4 separate regions of the Homo sapiens genome follow, and all the other regions are linked to region 4. Evidence: chromatin contacts called from ENCODE Hi-C or POLR2A ChIA-PET data. All regions are on one chromosome and are shown on one strand. Each heading gives the region's core, a stretch centred on a gene start or an enhancer-like site at or near the end of the contact. The rest is flanking DNA. Distances are from core to core; before and after follow the strand shown.

Region 1 (2,776 bases), core at 107-2,606, 1.2 Mb after region 4:
GGTGGCTCAAGCCTGTAATCCCAGCACTTTGGGAGGCCGAGGCAGGCAGATCACGAGGTCAGGAGATGGAGACCATCCTGGCTAATACAGTGAAACCCCGTCTCTACTAAAAAAAAAAAAAAAAAAAAAAAAAAAAAAAATTAGCCAGGCGTGGTGGTAGGTGCCTGTAGTCCTAGCTACTCAGGAGGCCGAGGCAGGAGAATGGTGTGAACCCAGGAGGCGAAGCTTGCAGTGAGCCGAGATCACGTCACTGCACTCCAGCCTGGGCGACAGAGCAAGACTCCATCTTAAAAAAAAAAAAAAAGAAAATTGGCCATCTTAGCCATGATACGTACAGTTCAGGGGTGTTAGGCACATTCCCCTTGTTGTACTCCCATCTCCAGAACTCTTTTCATCTTGCCGAACTGAAACTCTGCCCCCATTAAACATTAACTCCGTATCCCCCTCCACCCAGCCCCTGGAGACCTCCATTCTCCTTCCCATCCCTTATGAATTTCACTACTCTATGTGCCTGGGTTATTTCACTGAGCATAATTCACTGAGGTTCATCCATGCTGTAGCCTGTGTCAGAATTTTTTTACCTTTTTAAGGGTGAATAATTTTCCTTTGCATGAGGGGGATCACATTTTGTTTATCTGTTTATCTATTGATGACACTTGGGTTGGACAGTTCTCATTTTTAAAACTTGAAGTTTAATTAAGTGAGAATGAATCGACACTGGAGGGAGAAAGGATCTCCTCAGAGGTGAGCGAAAAGCCCCCCACTCCCAGTGCACATGCCCCAAGGACCACAGCACTGTTGAGAGGTCACCAGAACATGACAGAAGACAAACTGAAATCACGGCAGTGCCTCTCCCCTCTTGCCAGGGTGGGGCTCTGTATTTGCATTGACCAGGACAGGGTCATCCAGGGGCCCAACTCTGAGAATGTTCCCGACCTGTCTGGAGCCATGCCCCCTCCTGCTCTGCTCCATCCTCCCGCAAAGCAGCAGCCGGATGAAACAAAGCTCATGTTTCACCAGGCCCCATGGTAAATGCTATTGGAACCCCCAAAAGTTTTCTGAAGACTGGGTTTGTTCTTATTACTTAAGGTTGATCTAATCCATCCCAAGACTTGCATTGCTGAAACAGACTGTAGCAGAAACACATGATTCTCACCCATTTAGGGATTTTTCGCACGTCCAGACACATGACAGTTAGCGTATTAGTCGGTTTTCACACTGCTGATAAACACATACCCGAGACTGGAAAGTAAAAGTGGTTTAATTGGACTTACAGTTCCACATGGCTGGGGAGGCCTCACAATCATGGCGCGAGGTGAAAGACACTTCTTACTTGGCGGCGGCAAGAGAACATAAGGAAGATGCAAAAGCGGAAACCCCCGATCAAACCGTCAGATCTCATGAGACTTATTCGCTACCATGAGAACAGTATGGGGGAAACTGCCCCCATGATTCAAATGATCTCCCACCATGTCCCTCCCACAACACGTGGGAATTATGGGAGTATAATTCAAGATGAGATTCAGGTGGGGACACAGAGCTAAAGCATACCAGTTAGTAAATGACAGTAGAGAAGCCCACTTTCCCATAAGTCAGCGAGCCTGTCTTTATAAATGGCTCAAAGGTTTCCTTCTAACTAAAAAAAGGGGAGAAAAAAGGGTCCCTTTTGTCCCTGACATATGAAAGCCAGCATTTTCTGAGGCAGCTGCATTCCCTGATTGGGGCCGAGGGCCGGACCCTGGGCTCCTCCCTTCCTTGACCCTCCCTGCCCGCGCCAGGCCTCGGGTTCTCTGGGAAATTGAATTGGATCCTGGTTTCCCATCAAATCCAGCAACTGCCCATCAGCTCAGGATGCCTTCCATAACTATCTGTAGCATTTGCTCCCCAAATTTACTTAAATAATTTTAAAAGAAAACTCTACTGTTACCAAAAATGGAAAATCATTTTCTTAATAAGCAGGAGGGATCCCCCAAAGTGAATGCATTGAACCCTCCTCGTGTCTTTAACTTCTGTTGGAGGCTGGGACACAGGAGGCTGGCTGCCAGTGGAGCCTGCCCGAGTGTGAAAGTCAGGCTCACCCCTAAATAAGAAACCTCTTTGTAATCACAAGGATTGGAAAATAACTGGAAAGGGCAGACCTGCCTCAGCTCGGGACTCTATGTTTTTAAGTACTGTGCCCATGCACTTCCACAATTCATCTTGCAAGGCTGCAAGCCACTTAGAAATGAGTGCTGAAAAAACAGAAGCCTTGAACGTGAGGGATGCGGGCTACAGGGCGTTTCTGTCCAGCCACCTGCACGGCCTTCATTCAGCTGAGGTGTCCGTGAGCACTGCACAAGAAGTACCAATTACAAGGCCAGTCCAGGGCTCCGGAGTCAAATTAAAACTGTGTCCCAGTTCCTGCCCCACCGCTAGGTGACCTTAAGCAAGGCCCTAGACTTCTGGGAGCCCGATTTCCTCAAGCCAATCAATACACGTTAATTGAATGCGCTTCCCAGCTACCAGGGAAATGGGGAGGAGAAAATGTGGTTTTCACCATAAGGATGCCGAAGACCTCTCCTTGCCCTCTCCTCCCCCTCTCCTCCCCCTCTCCTCCCCCTCTCCTCCCCCTCTCCTCCCCCTCTCCTCCCCCTCTCCTCCCCTTCTCCTTCCTGTTTCCTTCCTGTTGCTTGGGGTCCTGCAGAGCAGGTGCCCCCTGGCCTGTGTTACAGGGCTTCTCTCAGAGGCATGCTGGGAAGCAATGGCTTTGGGGGGACCCCTGTTTGTAGCATTTGCC
Region 2 (2,700 bases), core at 31-2,530, 1.2 Mb after region 4:
GCACATCACTTTCCTCCACCACTGTCGCCCTGCTCGCCACCACCTCCTCCCGCTAGGCCGGGCTTTCTCAACCGCCACCCCTTTGACATTTGGGGCCAGATCTTTCTCCGCTGTGGGGACATGGCAGGATGCTTGGCAGCACCCCTGGCCTCTGCCTATCAGGTGCCTGTAGCACACCACCACTATGACAAGAAAAAATGTCTCTAGACATTGCCCAACATCCCCTGAGGAGCAGAATGGCCCCAGTGGAGAGCCAGTGCCCTAGACTATTGGGGTACCACCCCTCCACGCTGGCCTGGACCCCCTCTACACTGGCCTAGACCCTCTCAACACTGGCCTGAACCCCCTTCATGCTGGCCTGGACCCCCTCCAACTGGCCTGGACTCCCTCCCCTGGCCCCTTGCCTCCCTTTCTTGACATCACAGTAGGGGTGAGCTTTAAAAAAACCACACAGCTCGTGATGCATGTCACGCTAGGTTCAAAAGCGCTGGGTGGTTTCTCTTGGTATTTGAGATCCACACCTCTGCCTTAGTGCCCGGGCCCTGCAGGGCCTGACCTCACCCCTGTCTCCAGCTTGACTGGCTCCCACACCAGGCACAAGAGCCCTGGCTGTGACATCAGCACGCTCTGTCCTCTCTGCCTTAAGCCCTGTTCAGTCTGTCGCTGCATTCCAGGCCCTTCCACACCCCAGGGGCCTGCAGAGGCCCTGGGACCCCGCCCCTGGTGTTGCCCACTCTACTACGCCTCTTGGTCCATCTGCCTGATTTATGCCTTCATTACCTTTCCTTAGTTATATCCGGTTTCTGTTTTATTAGTTTATTTTTATTGTATTTACTTCTGTCATTCCCATTAGACTGTCAGCTCCGTGAAGGCAGGGGCCTGTCTTGTTCCCTGCCGTATCCCCAGAGTCTAGAACGGCACCTGGGTTGTGGGAGGCACCCAGAAAACACCAGGTCCCTGAAGGAATGAATGAAATGGGAGTGGGCTTCTCTTGTCCTGGAAATGGGCCTTGTCCCCCACATGGCTGTGGAGCTGCAGAGGGGGAGGCTGGAACTACTGTCCTATGGGCCCCTGTGGGCTCAAGAATCCTGCACTCAGCCTAGGACCTGCAGGCTTCGTGTCTCTGGCTCTTGGGAAACAGGTGGAAACTTCCTTCCCGAGAGCCGGAAGCAGCCGCAGGCCCCGCCACACCCAGCCCTGGCCCAGCTCAAGGCGAGGCCCTGGGTCTAAATATAGAAAGTGGGTTGTGAGAGGGCGGGTTTCTTCTCTGGTGAGAGGAAGTGGCTGCTCTGATTAAAACCGGGGTTTGTTCACCCCTCATTGAGACAGTCCTCCCCACCAGCCAGGAAGAAAGGAAATGTGGCAAAATGAACCCAGCCAATGGGGCCTTCCAAAAAGGCCCGGAGAAAGCACCCGGGGGGCAGATGGTCTCTTGTTCCTCCCTGGGGAATGGCTGGGAACCCTGCAGTGAGACACAGGGGCTGCGTGTCCCTGAGCCAACTCTAGCCGCTCTGGGTCTCAGTTTGAAAAAAAAGGGATTGGCCAGATTTGATTTTCAAAGCTGATGTTACCTGGTATTGCCTGAATCAGGAGCTCTCTGAGTCTCAGTTTCCCTATCTGCAGAATGGGTTGATGATGACCATGCCTGTAACAGAACGGCTAGTAGGATTCAAGGAGGCAGTGTGTGTGGCTGGCCTAGGGCAGAGCTGGCACATGACCAGGGCTCCGAAGGTGCTCGCTGTTGTCAGATGTCCACATGAAGTTTGACAAAATGAACGCAGAGCCCCTTGTTGAAACATTACCAGGAATTTCAAGATGGGCTGGGCGCAGTGGCTCATGCCTATAATCCCAGCACTTTAGGAGGCCGAGGCAGGCGGATCGCTTGAGGTCAGGAGTTCAAGACCAGCCTGACCAACATGGTGAGACCCTGTCTCTACTAAAAATACAAAAATTAGCCAGGAATGTGGTGCACGCCTGTAATCCCAGCTACTCAGGAGGCTGAGACAGGAGAATCACTTGAACCTGGGAGGCGGAGTTTGCAGTGAGTGGAGATCATGCCCATGGGTGACAGAGTGAGAACTCTGTCTCAGAAAAAAAAAAAGAAAGAAGAATTTCAAGATGGTAACAGCAGAGCAGGAAACCCTGAGCAGGGCCCTTCCGAGCCCTGCGTGACTGTCCTGGCTTCTGAGCCCTGAGTGACTGTCCTGGCTTCTGAGCCCTGCGTGACTGTCCTGGATCATGCATCCTGATAGGATGATTTCTATCAGAGGAGCCTCGGGGAGCCTACAGAGCAGTGCACAGCCCCCAAGCCCACCCCCAGCCCAGGCCCACGCTTCCCCCACCCCCGACCCGCTGCCCTGCTGCAGTTCCACGGATGGCCCGTTTGAAGAAGGTGATGAAAGTAGTAAAAAGGTGATGATGCCCAAATGCCAGTCCTCGGGGGACGGGTGTGACAGGGCTGAGCCCTGGGGTGGGTGGGGGCTGCTCTTCCAAGAATGGGCCTCACCTATACCCCTCCTCCCTGGACCTCAACATGTCATCAGTGGAAAACACAAAATCGAAGCACTGTGCACAGCGCAGATCATTCTCATGTGAGCTGTTTCACTGGTGCACACAAAACTATGGTCCTGCAAATTGCTGTAATCATAAATAGGCAGGTGAGGCCAGGCGCCGTGGCTTATGCCTGTAATCCCACTCAAG
Region 3 (2,799 bases), core at 26-2,525, 1.3 Mb before region 4:
TATAAGACTTTCCATATATTCATACATATTACATATTATATATCATCTCTTTATGAAGCATTGTTGACCTATACCACATATTGCTGTTATTCCCCTCTCATTTTGAGTGGCCTATTAAAAGTGCACTGAATGGAAATTGGATACTTCTCTTTCCCGTATCACCTGTCTCTGTAAAATAAAAGAGATGATTATAGAAGATTTTTATTTTCTTCCTGAAACTTTCCTGTATTTTTCCCACATTAATCATGTAAGCCTTTTTAGTTAGCTTACATCCAATGATAAATAAAATCATTCTCTCACATTTCATGAATTATACCACAATCAACAGCCTTGACTCATTTTAGATGCAACGAATGTTCTTGAATCAACCCCCTTTCATTAGTCTGGTTTTCTTTCTGCTTTGTCCCTCTGGACAATAAAAAGGAACCTTCTTAATGGAATGGCTGGCCCCAAACTGCTCTCTGGAAAGTGCACTTGCATCTTTTCTACTTCATTTCACCTGGTATGCTTTACACCAAAGGCTGTGGGGTTTTGTGCTCAAAGCTACCGGGTGAGAGACACGAATGCCTGCAGGGTTCTAAATAGGCAGAAAACAAGCTCCAGGCCTTGCTGGTGTTTCTGGCTTGCTTGGAAACAAAGCTAAAAGTCGGAGATTCTGGCTACAAATATGCTCCCCAAGCGCCAGAGGCTGATTAAGGGCAGCTGCAGAAGTCATCAGCGGGTAATAACTCTTGTTCCCCTGTCTTCCTCTCTGGCGCGGAGTCCAGGAAGACAACAGCAGCACCTCCCCTCCCCACCCTCAAGGGAATCTGCTGGCCATTCGGTGCGGCAAAGCATTCTGGGTGATGTGGACATGACGCTGCTCCTCTACGCAGTGAGGCTCCCTCGGTCTGACCAAGGGTCCAGGTTGCAGTGAACCTGTCCAAAGTGTGGGCTGGCCTCGATGTTTAAAATTAGCCTGAGACCAGCTCCTGGCAAGGCCGGTTTTTGCACCACCGCTCCCCCCATCCACAACCCAGAAATCTAAGGACACGCAGCATGCATTTTCCTTGTCCTCCGTTTGTGCAGACAAAGTCTATGATCGATAGGCGCGCAATCCAGGCAGACGTAAACAGAAATTGATCAGACCTGTTTCGCGACTGCAGCGGACACGTGACGAGGCTGCCAGCCTTCCTTCCTCTCCGGCGCCCGCGCGGGGACGCCCGGCTGCGGCGCGCTGCGGCAGGGGAGCTGGAGGCGGAGGCGCGCAGCTCCGCTGAGCTCCCTGGCTGAGCTGAGGCCGGCGGGGGCCCGCCTGCAGGCGGCGTCACGAGGGGCGGGGCGGAGGCTCGCTAGGAAGTTGCACCCGGTCAAGTTGCAGCCTTGTAAGTAACGCCGCGGACCGGGAAAGTGGGAGGGGCCGCTCCCGGAACGCAGCCTTCTTGTAAGAACCTCCAAGGAAGCAAGAAGAAAAAAGAGGCGCTACCCTGCGCTCCCGGGAGGCCTCTGAAAGCTTCCACTAGAGAAAAACTCCCCACTCTTACAATTTCTTTAACCGCAAGAAGCGGAGGACCTGGACAAGGACTCGAGGAGCAAGGTGGCGAACCAAGGGTAGGGCGCACCGGGCCCGAGAGGTCCCCCGCAGGTTGCAGATACGGTGGACTCTCTGCGGCTTCTGAGCACGGAGGGAGCTGTCGCGGGGTCGGGAGGTCGTCTCTCATCCCTGCCTCATCTTCCGACGGCCGGCGGGGCCATGTCCAGAGGCCCGAGCTCCGCGGTCCTGCCTAGCGCCCTGGGATCCCGGAAGCTCGGCCCCCGGAGCCTCAGCTGCCTGTCGGACCTGGACGGCGGCGTGGCCCTGGAGCCGCGGGCCTGTAGGCCCCCTGGGAGCCCGGGCCGCGCGCCGCCGCCAACGCCAGCGCCGTCGGGCTGCGACCCCCGCCTGCGGCCCATCATCCTGCGGCGGGCGCGCTCACTGCCCAGCTCCCCCGAGCGCCGCCAGAAGGCCGCGGGCGCGCCGGGCGCTGCGTGTCGGCCGGGCTGCAGCCAGAAGCTCCGCGTGCGCTTCGCCGACGCCCTGGGCTTGGAGCTGGCACAGGTCAAGGTGTTCAACGCGGGAGACGACCCGTCCGTGCCGCTGCACGTGCTGTCGCGGCTCGCAATCAACTCGGACCTGTGCTGCAGCAGCCAGGACCTGGAGTTCACCCTGCATTGCCTGGTGCCCGATTTCCCGCCGCCCGTCGAGGCCGCCGACTTTGGCGAGCGCCTGCAGCGGCAGCTCGTGTGCCTGGAGCGTGTCACTTGCTCGGACCTTGGCATCAGCGGTACGGTGCGCGTGTGCAACGTGGCCTTCGAGAAGCAGGTGGCTGTGCGCTACACTTTCTCGGGCTGGCGCAGTACCCACGAGGCGGTGGCGCGGTGGCGCGGGCCCGCAGGCCCCGAGGGCACGGAGGACGTTTTCACCTTCGGCTTTCCAGTACCGCCCTTCCTGCTGGAGCTCGGCTCCCGCGTGCACTTCGCGGTGCGCTACCAAGTGGCGGGTGCCGAGTACTGGGACAACAACGACCACCGAGACTACAGCCTCACATGTCGCAACCACGCGCTGCACATGCCTCGCGGGGAGTGCGAAGAGAGCTGGATCCACTTCATCTGAGCCGCGCGGGGACCGGCCACCTGGAGCCTCCACACCTAAGCTGCGCCTCCTGTCATTTCCCTGCTGGGCTCTCACATCTATCTGGTTGTTCTTCACCACCCTCCAAGTCCTCTGACCTAATTTTCTGCTGCAAGGTCCCCTGGCAGTGGCCCATCCTGTCTTCTACT
Region 4 (2,700 bases), core at 73-2,572:
CTCTTTGAGGGGAGGGAGTCGTTCATTTTGCAAGGATTTGGGTCTACGATCCGGCGACCCAGCCCTTAGGACCAAACTGAGGCTCATTACTGGGGGGAGGGGAGCTTCAAACAAAACGAAACAAAAAGGCTTCAGAAAGGCCCAATGCTTCCCAATGTTAGCGTTAAAACATATGTAAATTACAGGCGGCCTGTAGCGCAGTGACGCCAAGGCGGGGGGTGCGGGGGGGGGGGTGCTGCGGAAGTGAGGAGAAGACCGGGCAGAGGTGGAGCTGCGGCCTCACAGCACCGCTTCTTCCTCATCCAGGGCTACAGATGCCCCCTGACTCTAGCCAAGAGATCTTATTATTCTTAGTCTTATTATTCTTATCTTCTCTTTTTAAACAGAGAGACAGACAGAGACAGACAAACAGGCAGAGCCGCAGTGCACACGGTCCGTGTGTCGGAGAGGCCGCCAGGAGACTCACCGCAGCAATGCTACGTGAATGCAGAGGGCTGGAGGTGATGTGACTACTCACTTGCTCGGCTAACAGCTGCCGGTTTTGGATGGAATTATTCCGCAACAACAAGAAAGCGTCGGTTAAACGCCTGGTGGCCATGTCTCACCCTTTGCGACCCCCCTCTCAGGGGCCCCCCGCCCACTTATATTCCTGATTTATTCACTTTCTTTCTCGTGGCCCGGCTGGCCCACCCTTTCACGGAAGCTTCTCGACAAGGCCTCAGGCCTCAAGCCAAAAAGATGCAGCTGTGCGCTTCGCCAAGGCGTAGAGACCCCTCCCCAAATAACTACCTAGGCTTTCCAATTGTCTGACTCCCCCTACCCAGGGCAGACTTCGATCTCTAAGCACTTGAATCCCCCCAATCCTTGCGTAGCGATCCAACGTCCCAGAGACCCCACCCCAATCCAACCTTGGATCTACAAGCGTCTAACTCGCCAATCCGGCTCTAGACTGGGAGGCCCTGAAGCCCCCTACTCCCTGAGACCCCCCGGAGGTCTCTGCTCTCTACCCCTAACTTTGGCTCGTAAGCGTCTAGGCCGTGCCCTGAGGTCTGGCTGTGACTCAGTTTCCGCACCAGAGGCCTGGCCTAGGCCCTCTTTGGACAACCGGAGCCAGGCTTGGGGCCTGGACTCGAGGGCGCCTGCAGCTCCCTTCTGGGGACTTGTCTGAACCTGCTGAGGCCCTGCCCGACCTCCTGACCCCTTCCTTTCCTGGACGGCCTGGTCCTCCACTGCCAGCAGGCTGCCGGCCTGCAGGAAGACAGCAGGGCCTGCCTCCCCGGCCTTCTCACTCCTCTTCTCCGGCTCCCTCCATCCCCGGATCTGACTGCAGCTCAGCCCCGGACCGTTTCCGTGCTGTGGTCCCGGGTTCTGGCGTTCCCCCCTGGCCCTCTTCCTGTCCGTCCCTCGCGAGTGCCCCCCTGCGACGCTCGCAAGCCTTGCTCGCAACGTTCCGGGCGCGGGAGCTCCCTGCACTCCTGCCCCGGGGCACGGGAGTGCTCCGCCCTCTCCCGGGGTGCTCCTCGGGCGCCCTGTTTCGCCTCCCCCAACTGGGTCCAGGCACTAGGAGCAGGCCAACGAGCAGGCCTGAGCCTGGGGAGCGTGGCCCCCAGGCTGCAAACCGCTGCCAGGGCCCTTGGTCGCTGAATTAGAGTGGAAGTTGCGCGGCAGGCAAATTTGGGCTCCCCAAGAACTGAAGTTTTGGGCGCGGGGAGTTGGAGCGGGAGAGGAAAAGTTGGAGACGACTGCCTCTGCAGGCCGAGCACGCTCTACTGCAGGCGGCGGCGCTCGCTTTTTTTTTTTTTTTTCCCACTCTGGAAAAAGATGTATCCGACAAACAACCACGAGGAAATAAAAGGAAAAAAAAAAAAAAAAAAGGAACAAGAACTCCAGGCAGCCTGGCCGCGCCGCCGCTGGCAGTCGGGGGTCGTCGGGGGCGCCCGCCCTCCCCAGCTGCCGCTTTCTGTAGGGGGCACTGCAGGGTCGTGGAATCTCAAGTGGAAAAGTTCCCCGAAAACTTTGACACCTCCCACCCCCCTCCCCGCGAAAAAAATCTCTGTTCCCTGCCTGGGCCCTGGCCCTGCGACCCCCGCGCCCCCCCGTGCCCCGGGCCGGGTTTTCCACGGTTGGCCGGGCCCAGGGCGCCCTAAGCACCTCGACTTGCCGCCCCGGGCCAGGTCGGCGGGGTTCGTGCAGGGGCTCCGTGGGGCCGCGTCGGGCAGGGGCCGCCCGGGCCCGAGCACGGCACCCACAAACAGGCTGGCGTCCCGCGACGGAGACCCGGGTCCGGCCCGGAGCCGCCCGGGAGGCTTGAGGCCAAGGGCCTGGCCCAGCGCGCGGCCGGAGCGGGTCGGGGGCGCAGAGCTGTGCGGCGGCGCCTTCCGGGCCCCGGGCCTGTGCAGGGCCGGCTTCCCCTTGCGGGGCGAGGCTGCGGGCCGGGCTGCGGTGCGGGGTTCCAACAAAGGACCGAGGCCCCAGAAGCGGCCCCCACGCGTCCTTTGTTTCTGCGTGGAACAAACTTTACACACGTGTGTGTTTTCCGAGGGTTTCCCGTGTGCTGAGCGCTTGCAAAGCGGAGTCGCGCCCGGGGAGACGCGAAGCCGGTGCCCGCGGCTCACCCAGGGACCCCAGCCAGACAGCGGCACCCGCGGGGCGCGTGCGGGACCCCCAGGCGACCGGGGGAAGCACCGGTAACCGCCCCCC

Evidence for each region. Hi-C counts contacts between places; a loop is a spot of excess contacts on that map. ChIA-PET counts read pairs that join two places held with the same protein, here RNA polymerase II (POLR2A). Pooled maps may share reads with other maps.
Region 1: a loop to region 4 is called in a pooled map, with 5 times the contacts of the local background. The contact joins the enhancer-like site here to the promoter of STX16 in region 4. A Hi-C loop is called at or near these places in 1 of 37 single-sample maps with no recorded cell type and 4 of 50 pooled maps. POLR2A ChIA-PET finds 5 or more read pairs at or near these places in 1 of 52 experiments (activated CD8-positive, alpha-beta memory T cell).
Region 2: a loop to region 4 is called in a pooled map, with 5 times the contacts of the local background. The contact joins the enhancer-like site here to the promoter of STX16 in region 4. A Hi-C loop is called at or near these places in 6 of 50 pooled maps. POLR2A ChIA-PET finds 5 or more read pairs at or near these places in 3 of 52 experiments (HepG2, activated T-cell and activated naive CD8-positive, alpha-beta T cell).
Region 3: a loop to region 4 is called in a map of B cell, with 23 times the contacts of the local background. The contact joins the promoter of FAM217B here to the promoter of STX16 in region 4. A Hi-C loop is called at or near these places in 1 of 168 maps with a recorded cell type or tissue (B cell), 2 of 37 single-sample maps with no recorded cell type and 12 of 50 pooled maps. POLR2A ChIA-PET finds 5 or more read pairs at or near these places in 1 of 52 experiments (activated CD4-positive, alpha-beta T cell).

The regions. Positions count from the first base shown.
Region 1 is chr20:57,481,976-57,484,751 of GRCh38, reverse strand. No RefSeq gene overlaps it. Among named protein-coding and RNA genes, the nearest start is that of CTCFL, 42 kb to the left of the region's middle. RefSeq lists a silencer at 823-922 and an enhancer at 1,213-1,412. Within about 2 kb of position 1,356, at least 2 of the 41 ENCODE cell types and tissues checked have a DNase peak (open chromatin) inside an H3K27ac peak, as active enhancers do.
Region 2 is chr20:57,431,636-57,434,335 of GRCh38, reverse strand. No RefSeq gene overlaps it. Among named protein-coding and RNA genes, the nearest start is that of RBM38-AS1, 40 kb to the right of the region's middle. RefSeq lists enhancers at 605-684, 1,546-1,595. Within about 2 kb of position 1,280, at least 16 of the 41 ENCODE cell types and tissues checked have a DNase peak (open chromatin) inside an H3K27ac peak, as active enhancers do.
Region 3 is chr20:59,938,865-59,941,663 of GRCh38, reverse strand. FAM217B (family with sequence similarity 217 member B) reads right to left here and starts at 1,275. Exons shown (of 4, transcript NM_022106.3): 1 at 1,129-1,275. It overlaps PPP1R3D (protein phosphatase 1 regulatory subunit 3D), which reads left to right and starts at 1,359. Exons shown (of 1, transcript NM_006242.4): 1 at 1,359-2,799. The coding sequence starts at 1,733. The coding sequence ends at 2,632. RefSeq lists silencers at 1,038-1,417, 1,768-1,897 and an enhancer at 1,176-1,470.
Region 4 is chr20:58,649,905-58,652,604 of GRCh38, reverse strand. STX16 (syntaxin 16) reads right to left here and starts at 1,322. Exons shown (of 9, transcript NM_001001433.3): 1 at 467-1,322. The coding sequence starts at 598. It overlaps STX16-NPEPL1 (STX16-NPEPL1 readthrough (NMD candidate)), which reads right to left and starts at 1,352. Exons shown (of 23, transcript NR_037945.1): 1 at 467-1,352. RefSeq lists enhancers at 1-456, 294-563 and a silencer at 2,060-2,419.